2 separate regions of the Homo sapiens genome follow, and region 2 is linked to region 1. Evidence: chromatin contacts called from ENCODE Hi-C or POLR2A ChIA-PET data. All regions are on one chromosome and are shown on one strand. Each heading gives the region's core, a stretch centred on a gene start or an enhancer-like site at or near the end of the contact. The rest is flanking DNA. Distances are from core to core; before and after follow the strand shown.

Region 1 (5,900 bases), core at 1,941-4,440:
GGATAAATGTGTGGGTGGAGAGAAAGATAGGAGAAAGTGGTATAAGCAAATGGCTTTGGAGTCTGATTGACAGCGATTGAAATCCTGTCTCTACCTCTTAACAGCCTCATGATCCTACATAAGTTACCCCGATCCTCAGGGCCACATCTGTAAATTGGGGGTTGCGATGGCAGCCATCTCACAGGGTCTCTTTTCGGGGAAGGGCAGGAATTATGGATTAAGTGAGCTAGTAATTGTAAAGCACTTAATACAAGGAGGGCGCATAATAAGTACTTCATAAATAATGACGGCCATTATCATGACTGAGGTGTATGCAGCTGTCGGGGATTACGGCGACTTCAGAATTTCTGGTGGGCAGGGCTCAAAGGCAGCAAATCACACTGGAAGTCGAGGTGAGGCACTGCTTCTGCACAGACTGCTTAGCTGGAGAGAATGAGGAAGGCTTAGAGGAGATTTAGAGGAACTTAGAGTCCTCCGCCTCCAACTCTGTGGGATCTGCTCCCGTGCCAGAGACATTCAGGGGATTTCTCGCACTCTCCCCTCCCCTACGTCCCTCCCGCCCCATCCAACTAACCACACAACACATACAAAATAGCCCCTGCGAGGTTCTGCACGCTGGAAGGGAACAGGAGAAGGGCGCTGCGCTTTCTTGCTGATGCCCTGTACTTGGGCCCCTGGTAGACACAGCCACTTGTCCCCTCAGCCTGCAGAGAAATCCCACGTAGACCGCGCCCGGGTCCTTGGCTTCAGCCAATCTCCCTTTGGTGGGGGTGGGATGCACGATCCAAGGTTTTATTGGCTACAGACAGCGGGGTGTGGTCCGCCAAGAACACAGATTGGCTCCCGAGGGCATCTCGGATCCCTGGTGGGGCGCCGCTCAGCCTCCCGGTGCAGGCCCGGCCGAGGCCAGGAGGAAGCGGCCAGACCGCGTCCATTCGGCGCCAGCTCACTCCGGACGTCCGGAGCCTCTGCCAGCGCTGCTTCCGTCCAGTGCGCCTGGACGCGCTGTCCTTAACTGGAGAAAGGCTTCACCTTGAAATCCAGGCTTCATCCCTAGTTAGCGTGTGACCTTGAGCAGTTGACTTTATTTTTCAGTGCCTAGTTTTCCAGATACCAGGACTGACTCCAAGGACTATTACTCATCTGGAGGGTTTAGCACAGTACCGTCGCATAGTAAATTTCCATGTCAGTTTTGGTTACCTTTCATGCACTTGCAAACATGCCATGCTCTGAAACGAAATAGGCACATCTTTTTTTTTTTTTTTTTTAAGGAGTCTTCCTCTCGCCCAGGCTGGAGTGCAGTGGCGCGATCTTGGCTCACTGCAACCTCCACCTCCCGTGTTCGAGATTCTCCTGCCTCAGCCTCCTGATTAGCTGGGACTACAGGCATGCCACGACGCCCAGTTAATTTTTGTATTTTTAGTAGAGACGGGGTTTCGCCATCTTGGCCAGGCTGGTCTAACTCCTGACCTCAGGTGATCTGACTGCCTCAGCCTCTCAAAGTGTTGGGATTACAGGCATAAGCCACTGCATCTGGCCAGAAATGAAATAAGTAAATCTTTTAACCTGCTCTAACAATATAGTGAAAAGACCATATTATTATTAGAGCAGGTTAAGGGATTTGCCTATTTCGGGTTCTAGTTATAGTCTTAAACTTGGACATTCTTGTAGAAAGTAAAAAGTTTCCTCTTCAAAGTTCCCCTTCTTGTTAAAGAATACATCATAAGTGTTAGAAGTAATAGTTTATTTTAAAGACTAACTTTCTTCAAGCCTCCTTGCTTTGTGCTAATAACTCTTTGTTAAGCCCTATCCTATGTAACTGTTGGACATGCTCACAGGCACGTTCCAGTTCACAGCCTATGCCCCTTCCTTATTTGGAAATGTTATTGCTTCCTTAAACCTTTCGGTAAGCAACTTCCTCTCCTTCTTCGTTCTTCCTTGCACTTACCTATTTAGAAAGTTTTAGGCTATTAGCAAATCGGCTATCAGTTTAAGAGTGTGAGGTCCCGCTCCAGCCAATGGATGCAGGACATAGCAGTGAGGACGACCCAAATGCGTAAGGGATAAATATGTTTGCTTTTCCTTTGTTCAGGTGTGCTCTCGACATCGTTCCATCTGCGATTGAGCACCCTTTCTGCAGAAAGTAAAGATTGCCTTGCTGGAGATCTTTTGTCTCCGTGCTGACTTTTCTTCGTGGCACCGATTATCTATTTCTAACAATTTTGGTATTTCTAACATTCTGAACAATCTTGGGCTAGTTGTCTCTTCTGGGCCTGTTTCCCCATCCGTCACATGATAAACTTCATTGGTTTAAAAACCCCAGCGAACATTTATTGAGTTACTATTACCTTCCTGCCCTCCCCAACCCCAACCCCAGGGAGCAGTTACAACCTCAGCCGCTGAGCGCACTCGCCGGGTGTTAAGAAGCACCAAAGACAGGGAGGCTTGATTGATTTTGCTTTGGGAGTAGAGGGTCAGAAGATTCACAGGAAAATGGCATTTGAGCAAGGATGATTCACTGGAGCTAGCTTTTAAATACTGGCGAGGCTTTTATGTTGCAGTCCCTTACAAAGTTGAGCATTCGCAGGGACTGCACTCCGAAATAAGCCCGCTTCCCCTTTTCATTCGCTAATGATCCAGGGAGCTGCTGGTTCCGCATGCGGCAGGTTGTGCCTTTTCCTAATCAGGGTTCTGCATCGCCTCGAACCCGCAGGCCGTGGCGGGTTCTCCTGAGGAAGCAGGGACTGGGGTGCAGGGTGAAGCTGCTCGTGCCGGCCAGCGCCTGTGAGCAAAACTCAAACGGAGGAGCAGGAGGGGTCGAGCTGGAGCGTGGCAGGGTTGACCCTGCCTTTTAGAAGGGCACAATTTGAAGGGTACCCAGGGGCCGGAAGCCGGGGACCTAAGGCCCGCCCCGTTCCAGCTGCTGGGAGGGCTCCCGCCCCAGGGAGTTAGTTTTGCAGAGACTGGGTCTGCAGCGCTCCACCGGGGGCCGGCGACAGACGCCACAAAACAGCTGCAGGAACGGTGGCTCGCTCCAGGCACCCAGGGCCCGGGAAAGAGGCGCGGGTAGCACGCGCGGGTCACGTGGGCGATGCGGGCGTGCGCCCCTGCACCCGCGGGAGGGGGATGGGGAAAAGGGGCGGGGCCGGCGCTTGACCTCCCGTGAAGCCTAGCGCGGGGAAGGACCGGAACTCCGGGCGGGCGGCTTGTTGATAATATGGCGGCTGGAGCTGCCTGGGCATCCCGAGGAGGCGGTGGGGCCCACTCCCGGAAGAAGGGTCCCTTTTCGCGCTAGTGCAGCGGCCCCTCTGGACCCGGAAGTCCGGGCCGGTTGCTGAATGAGGGGAGCCGGGCCCTCCCCGCGCCAGTCCCCCCGCACCCTCCGTCCCGACCCGGGCCCCGCCATGTCCTTCTTCCGGCGGAAAGGTAGCTGAGGGGGCGCCGGCGGGGAGTCAGGCCGGGCCTCAGGGGCGGCGGTGGGGCAGGTGGGCCTGCGAGGGCTTTCCCCAAGGCGGCAGCAAGGCCTTCAGCGAGCCTCGACCTCGGCGCAGATGCCCCCTGAGTGCCTTGCTCTGCTCCGGGACTCTTCTGGGAGGGAGAAGGTGGCCTTCTTGCGCGAGGTCAGAGGAGTATTGTCGCGCTGGTTCAGAAGCGATTGCTAAAGCCCATAGAAGTTCCTGCCTGTTTGGTTAAGAACAGTTCTTAGGTGGGGGTTAGTTTTTTTGTGTTTCTTTGAGGACCGTGGATCAAGATCAAGGAAATCTCTTTAGAACCTTATTATGGAAGTCTGAAGTTTCCAAATGTTGAGGGTTTTATGTCTAAAAGCAACACGTGAAAAAATTGTTTTCTTCACCCAGTGCTGTCTTCCAATTTCCTCTTTGGGGGGAGGGGTAGTTACTGCTGTTACTAAAATAAAATTACTTATTGCTAAAGTTCCCCAACAGGAAGACCACTACTTTTGATGACTTTGGCAAGTTTGCTAACTACTGGAACCCTAACTTACAAACGAACTACTTACATTTTTGATTTCCAGTTGTATTACCTGCCCAATGTTTACGTAGAAACAGCTTAATTTTGATTCTGGGTAACGTTGTTGCACTTCATTAAAAATACATATCCGAAGTGAGCAAGTATGGGTCTGTGGACAGCAGTGATTTTTCCTGTCAATTCCTGTTGCTTCAGATAAAATGTACCAGACAGAGGCCGGGCGCGGTGGCTCACGCCTGTAATCCCAGCACTTTGGGAGGCTTGGCGGGTGGATCACCTGAGATCGGGAGTTCAAGACCAGCCTGACCAACATGGAGAAACCCCGTGTCTACTAAAAATACAAAATTAGCCAGGGTGGTGGCGCATGCCTGTAATGCCAGCTACTTGGGAGGCTGAAGCAGGAGAATCGCTTGAACCTGGGAGGCGGAGGTTGCGGTGAGCCGAGATAGCACCATTGCACTCCAGCCTGGGCAAAAAGAGCGAAACTCCGTCTCAAAAAAAAAGTACCAGACAGAAATGGGTTTTGTTTTCTTTTTTTGTTTTGAGACGGAGTTTCGCTCTTGTTGCCCAGGCTCGAGTGCAATGGCGCGATCTCAGTCTCGGCTCACTGCAACCTCTGTCTCCCAGGTTTAATCGATTCTCCTGCCTCAGCCTCCCAAGTAGCTGGGATTACCCATGCCCCACCATGCCCGGCTAATTTTTGTATTTTTAGTAGAAACGGGGCTTCACCATGTTAGGCTGGTCTTGAACCCCTGACCTCAAGTGGGCCTCCCACCTCGGCCTCCCAAAGTGCCAGGATTACAGGCATGAGCCACCGCGGCCAGCCAGAAATGGGTTTTGGAAAAAGCACTAAACAAAATCGAACTTGGTTTCATATGACAGCTCTGCTGCTAACTGTAACAGGGGCAGACCAGTTAACCTACTTTTCTGTCTTCTGTCAGCTGAGAATTAGATGATTCCCAAAGGCCCATTGAACTCTGAATGACTTTAAATACTTCTTCTTAAGTGGGTACACGGTTTTGGTAACTGATGCCAGGTGATGAATGCATGAAAGTGCTTAATGAATGAAACCGGTAAAATAGTAGGAGGAAGCTTTATTGGTAAGGCAGGGGTATACCTAATAGCTCTCTAATTTATTGGTATTGAAGTGGTTAACTTTTGTTTTTTTAAGGGGGGAAAACATTCTAAGAATAATGAGGCAAACTGCATATTGCACAAGAGACTGTTGTCTCTATTCAACAAATACCTTTTGAGTGTCCAGAGTCTGCCAGGTGCTGTGCTAGGCCCTCACGATTGAGTAGTGAACCAGAGAATGTCCCTGCACCCATGGAGCTTATTGTCTACTGGGGTAGACAGATAATAAATAAGCAAACAAATCTTCTCTCTTCTCCCTTTCGCTCCATGTAAGTGTGTGTGTATAGGTGTATACTTACAAGTTGAGTAAAGTGTTATGAAAGATTAAGAGGAGAAATGCATTTTGGTTAGATGTTAGAGGACTCAGCAGGTGACCTTGAAACTTAGAGCTGAAGGATCAGTAGGAGGTAACTAGAGAGGCCAGGGAATCGCATGTTCAAAGGCCAGGAGGCAAGAAAGAGCATGGTGCCCTTCAAGAGAGGAAAGAAGGCTACTGTGACTGGAGCATAGATGTAGGCAAGTGTTGGGTGATTGAGAGCTCTACGGGCCATGGTTAGGTTTTATTCCTAATGCCGAGATGCCAAACATGGTGGTTCATATCTGTAATCCCAGTATTTTAGGAGGCCGAGGCAGGAATATAGCTTGAACCCAGGAGTTCAAGACCAGCCTGAGCAACATGAGACCTGTACAAAACATTTAAAAAATTGCTGGGTATGATGGTGCACACCTGTGGTCCCAGCTACTCAGGAGGCTGAGGCAGAAGGATCACTTGAGCCTAG
Region 2 (5,900 bases), core at 1,571-4,070, 710 kb after region 1:
CCACTCTCTTAAGCCCCCATGGTGATTTCTAGGCATGCTGGAGTCAGTGTCATGGTGTCCACTGCAGGACACCTGAATGTGTGCAATACTCCGCAATCCTCAATTCACTGGCTTTATCTTTCCTGAGGTGCAGTCCACGAGTGAGGAAACATCTCCATCTTCCTACCGGAGAAAAGGGTACAACGATCATTACAAGGAGGCCCAGTTGGGGTAGCTGAGACCACAGACCACATGACCAAACCACACGGGCTCTCCAGAAGACAACAGGCCAGTTAGGACAATATGGACAGTGCTACATTCTTTTCAACAGTCATCATTTCAGCCAAAAGAGAAAAGACTATTATGACTCTGTTTCAGCCACGCTAGCAATAACTTAAAGCCTAATAACTGTTGCTCATCCCGTAGAGAAATGAAAAGAAAAAAATCCTTTATTTCCCTCATACCAGAAAAACAGTGAGATTCAGCCAAAAAATAAACATCTTCACTAACTGAAAGTGGGCATCTATATTCTGATGACTTCTTGTTGGTTAGAGAAATCAAATTTTATATCAGCTGGGCAGGGTGCTACACACTTGTTTCCCAGCTACTCAGAAGGCTGAGGCAGGAGGATCACTTGAGCCCAGGAGTTCAAATCTAGCCTGGACAACCTAGCAAGACCCTGTCTATAAAAATGAATAGTTTTTTTTTTAATAAAAAATTTATCAGTCTCCAAAAACTGGGCTAAAAAACCTTTATACTCATATACTTAAAGAATTTTGAAGAAAAACAAACATTTCAGACTTGACTTCTAGACAGTAGAGCAGGAAAAGGTAAACTGCCCATGTGCTTACTTGTCTCCCCTGGGACTTTCTTCTAAGGAAGAAAGATCCCTGCAGGTGTCAGTTAACCTACTGCCAAAGGGGAGCCAGGAAGGGCTGACTGCATAGGAAGAACCAACCTCTAAAAAAAAGGCTGAGCAGACCCACAGAATGGCCACTTTATTTGCAGGACGAGATGACCAGGCAGAGGCTCCTGAAGGGGAGTAGGAGGTCCACCCTCAAGAAGCCACCTAGGCAGCTTCTCCCAGGATCTGAGAGCCACTGGAACAGACACAGCAGAGCTCAAATTAGATGTCACTTGGCCTCCTAGAACTTGATATGTACTCAATTTTCTAAAAGCAGAAAGCAAGTACCAAAACATACACAAGGAATTTAATTTCTTGTTATCAACATGCCCTTATCATTTAGTCTCTGGGAGGAGCAGCCTGTGGGTGTAGAATACATGGGCAGGTGAGGAAATGCAGTCTTTTTAAAGACTGTGTGAAGAAAAGATGGGGTCTGGAGACCTGGTTTTGGCTGTTCCTGCCAATCCAGGAAAACAGGGGTATGGCAAGGAGCTGCACCTCCCCCTCAGTGTAGAGGATCAAACACTGTGACAGCACAAAGTGCAGGCAGCAACACTCCATAAAGGCAAATGAGAATTGTTGAATGCTCCCCTACCTCTCCTATTCCTCAAAGCAGTCTTACAAATGACCAAATTATGAACAGCATTCTTTTAAAAATCATGCCAAAATGCAAATAACATGATGTGGTAGTGAGAGGAGATGGGAATCCAGGGATCAGGGCCAATGCTGCGACCGCTCTGTAGCACCAAGAAGCCAGTACCCAGGGTCCTCGCTTCTAAAATGATGGAATTAAACCAGATGCTCACCCCAAATCCTTCAGTCCCAAAGGCCCCCATTCTGACCAGTGATTCAATTCCCTGCCATCTCCATGGTGTCATGAGAAACCCAAGCTTCTGATCAGCCCAGCCACAGGTCACCAACTGAGGGAGTAGAATTCCAGCCACAGCCAAGCAGCAGACGTTTTTGTTAGTCTGTGGGGCTTCATGGTGGGCAAAAAACTAGGGCTTCCCTTCAGCCTTTGGAAATGTGAAAAGCAGCCTTCAGAACCCTTCCCTCCTCTGAGGATGGCCGCTGTGACCCTTAGGCAGAGATTCCCCATTTCTCACACACTGTGGCTGTGCTAGAGAAAACACTGGCTGATGGGAGACGATGAAGCCAACCAGAGACTGGGTGCAGTGAACGGGAGCCTTTGATGGCTACTCACCCCCACCCCACAGGACAGGCCGAGCTATGGACTACCATTTGATCAGCATAATTTTCCAGCTTGAGACATCTGAAAAACATGCAGAGCTGCATGGGAAAATCTACATTCCCATGATCTCGTGTTTAATTTAGACCTGGCTGGTGGATGTGGTGGTGCTAACTGCTGGGCTGTCGCCATCTCGCGAGGAGCCTGCGAGAGTGTGGAAATAAAGGAGGGGCAGTGGATCCCCTCAGGCAGGGCCTGCTGACTTTGGGTTTCGGGCACAGTAGTGATGTAACATATTTTCTCAAAGAGAGCTCCAGATGCTGGCCAAGGAACAGGTATTTTTACACTGTGCATGTACAAGTGCAAGACCACAGCTGTGAGAAAAACAAGCGGTTTGCTCACCTCTGCCTTCCCACCTGTGCCTCCAGGAGGTCACATCTAACTCTTTCCATAGTAGCTTCAGAGGAACACGGTAGATTTCTGAACAATGCAGATTTCTGAGGGAGTTACTTGCAGGGACTGGTGGTAGTGATGGTTGATGTCCGCTGAGCCTCATCTAAGCAGCACTGCGGGATGGGCAGTGAGCCAGGATCTTAGAGACCACAAGAGCAGGCTCACCTTAGCTGAAGCTCAAAGGATGAGCTCCTTCATCCCAAAGGTGGGCTCTGGGGCAGAGCAATCCCTGAGGGTTAACTCTTTATGTGCCACCCACATGCTGCACTCTCATTTCCAGTCACTTTCCCTATGACCGGAAGTGGCTCCTGCCTTGCATTCTATGCACCTGCCATTTCCCCCACCCAGCGTCCTTCCTCTATCTGTCACTAGACTGGCTCCTTGTCACTCAGATCGCATGGCCTCCTCAGAACCCATCAGGCACTCTCTATCAACGTCACCAGCTGTCATCTGGAACAGAGCCCCTCCTCTATCTGACATTTCTTATGTGCCTGTTTATCTGTTTCTCTCCTGCCCCCACACCACCCCCCTGAGACCAAGGCCCAGCCTCTTTGCCACTGTCTAGAACAGTGCCTGGCACACACTCAGCCCTCAACAAACACCTTCCATGTGACACAGAAGCAAAAAATAAGAACACTGTTAAAGATACCCATTATCTCTCTACTCAGAGACTGCCAGAGTTCACACCTTGAGGCTGTTCTCCCAGTTCCTGTTTCCCTTTCGGTCTCCATTTCTTGAGTTAAAGGGCAAGTGCTGTATTGTCTGCCTAACAATAAACTGCCTGGGAACAGGAACAGCCCTACCAGGTGCTTAACACATGCTCCACACGAACCAGCACCTGCCGAAGCCCAGGCACCACGGGGCCTGAGAATCCACTCGATGCCCCTTACAGCTGGACTCAGGAGCGACACCAGCAGCCTGGGCAGCAGCCTAGGGCTGAAATATGTAGTTCTCACTCCGGCCACAGGGATTATGTCCTGCCTTTCCAGCTGCATGGTCCGAGGCAAGCTGAGCTTTCCTGAGCCTCTATTTCCACACCTCTCAAATAGAGGTAACAGGTGCTGCTCAGCATGGCTGTGAGGGTTGGTAAGAGTACGACTGGCAAATAAGAGGTGTCCAAATACCTGCCTCCTCTACTGTGTCCTGCCAAGGTGCAATGTCCACAGGGACATTTCTCAGCAGGTTCCTAAGGACAGCTCGGCAGGAGATGAAAGCCTACAGAGGCATCCCTATGAGAACACACTGGGTGGGAATCACCTACCAGAGGGGTGGGTGGCATTGTCCACAAGCATCTCTCTCTAGACTATACACACAACCTGTTCAAAACCATCAACAATCTTGCCTGCCCTTCTCCTCTGCAGCTGGCATTTCCAAGCAAAGTCTCAGATGTGCTCTTTGATACTAGTAACAGAACAGAATTAAAAGAGCAGTAAGAAACAGAAGGGGCTCTCTAAGAAGAGGCTAGTGAATACTAACTGAGCAGGTCACATGTGTCCACTGATGGCATCTTCATAACAATCCTATGGAGGAGTTATTCTTCTTATTCATATCTTACAGAGGAGGAAAAGTGAAGCAAAGAGAGGCTAAGTAACTGACCCAAGGCTGCACTGCCAGCAAGAGGTGGGACTAGGATTTGCTCTCAGACTCTGACTTCTGATCCCATCCTCTTAATCCCTATTCTTATTCTCATTCTTTGTAGCTTTAGACAAATTCAGTGCTCAAAATCGTAAGAACAAGAAACTTTCCTTTGCTGAATCTGCAGGCCTACAAAGGTCCCTCTTGTCTAGATGTTTGAGGCCAAAAGATGGCATGGAAACAACTGTTTTCCAGCCTCATGTTTTGTGGGCCATAATGGATCCTTTCCCCAGTCTCTCACCAAGTCAAACAAGCAGGAGCAAAGATGCTACAGCTAGAAGGGCCTTGGAAGTCAACCACGTGTAGATGCCAGGACCCAGAGCCATTCAGTGCTAAGCCAGGACAGAACCTGGCATTCCCAGCTCCCTTCAGTGCAGCCAGCAAAAGGGAAGAGGCTTTAACGCTATTCAAAGAAACTTTTACCTTGAAATGTGGAAGGTTCTACACGCTGGCAATACAATGGAGTCAGTCAGGGTGGAGGTCCAAAATAACAACACAGAGACTCTAAAACTATTCCTAAAAACGTGTTCTTCAGAACTCACATCCTCAAGAAATGATGCCTCTTTGGCTATTAACAGTGTCTTCTACTAAATCAGTCACACCGACTTTAACACCCTGAGAAACCTGCACTGTTCCTTTGAAATAGCTGTTGTCATCTGAAATACCACTCAGGAAAAAGAGTCTCTTCATGTTGAAAGGTAAACTTCCTTTTTTGGTGCAGAGTAAAAATATTACTTCCCTCTTTCCTCCTCTGCTGGAGACATTCCCAGTGTTTTATTTACTGTGCAACACTGACTGGATATATTAGGAGGAAATGTTCCTTCCCAACTCTTCAATGTCAGAGTCTACCCCACAAAAGGTATGAGCCAGCCCTAATGTTTTCTTGTTGTTCTTCTGTTTTCTTAAATGTTTTATTATGTAACATTAGGTACATATAAGAGAATATGTGCAAACCACATGTGAGGACAAATAAAATAAGTCCCCATGACTCCACAGTCCCCTCAAGGCCTGGAACATGACCACCATGTCCAGCCACCTGGCTCCCCTCACTTCCCTCTCCCCACCTCCTTGACCTCTAAGGCAAACAGCCCTGGTATTGGGTTTTCAGTCCCTCACTTTTTAAAAAAGAACATAATTGTATCACACACTAGTAAAACTGAACAGTATGCAGTCTTCCCCAGCCTGCCTGTGGCATTCTATACTGCTTCTGAGGTTCTCTCTGTTGTTATGCACAGCTAGCTGACACTCACCCACTGTCACCGCTGTGTACCATGTGATCATGCCAATATTTAACCATGTGCCTACCCGTGTTCCTGTCCATGGATATCTGGGTTATTTCCAGATTTTTGCTACTGTGAAAAGTGCTTCTATAGCCATGCATGTCTCCTGGGACACGTGGGTCAGCTTTTTCTAGAGTCTGTTCCTAGAACAGCTCATTCATAAGATATACAAACTCTGCAATATATTTTTAAAATATTTTTGCCTGATTTATAACATCGTTTTGTCATTATAAAGATGTACTAAGGCCAGGTGTGGTGGCTCACGCCTATAATCCCAACACTTCTGGGAGTGCGAGACTGAGATGGAGGATCGCCTGAGCCCAGGAGTTTGAGGCTGCAGTGAGCCATGATCATGCCACTATACTTCAGCCTGGACGACAGAGCAAGACCCTGCCTCAAAAAAAAAGATGTATTCATAGTTTAGTTGACACAGGTTTGCCAAGTATTTTTCACACACTCA

Evidence for each region. Hi-C counts contacts between places; a loop is a spot of excess contacts on that map. ChIA-PET counts read pairs that join two places held with the same protein, here RNA polymerase II (POLR2A). Pooled maps may share reads with other maps.
Region 2: a loop to region 1 is called in a pooled map, with 4 times the contacts of the local background. The contact joins the promoter of EPN2-IT1 here to the promoter of AKAP10 in region 1. A Hi-C loop is called at or near these places in 1 of 50 pooled maps. POLR2A ChIA-PET finds 5 or more read pairs at or near these places in 3 of 52 experiments (HEK293T, K562 and activated B cell).

Annotation. Positions count from the first base shown.
Region 1 is chr17:19,975,118-19,981,017 of GRCh38, reverse strand. AKAP10 (A-kinase anchoring protein 10) reads left to right here and starts at 3,190. Exons shown (of 15, transcript NM_007202.4): 1 at 3,190-3,426. The coding sequence starts at 3,339. RefSeq lists an enhancer at 2,107-2,820 and a silencer at 3,293-3,482.
Region 2 is chr17:19,268,313-19,274,212 of GRCh38, reverse strand. EPN2-IT1 (EPN2 intronic transcript 1) reads right to left here and starts at 2,820. Exons shown (of 3, transcript NR_046824.1): 1 at 2,475-2,820; 2 at 938-1,079; 3 at 1-162. All of the region lies in intron 1 of EPN2 (epsin 2), which reads right to left. RefSeq lists enhancers at 3,018-3,107, 3,118-3,387.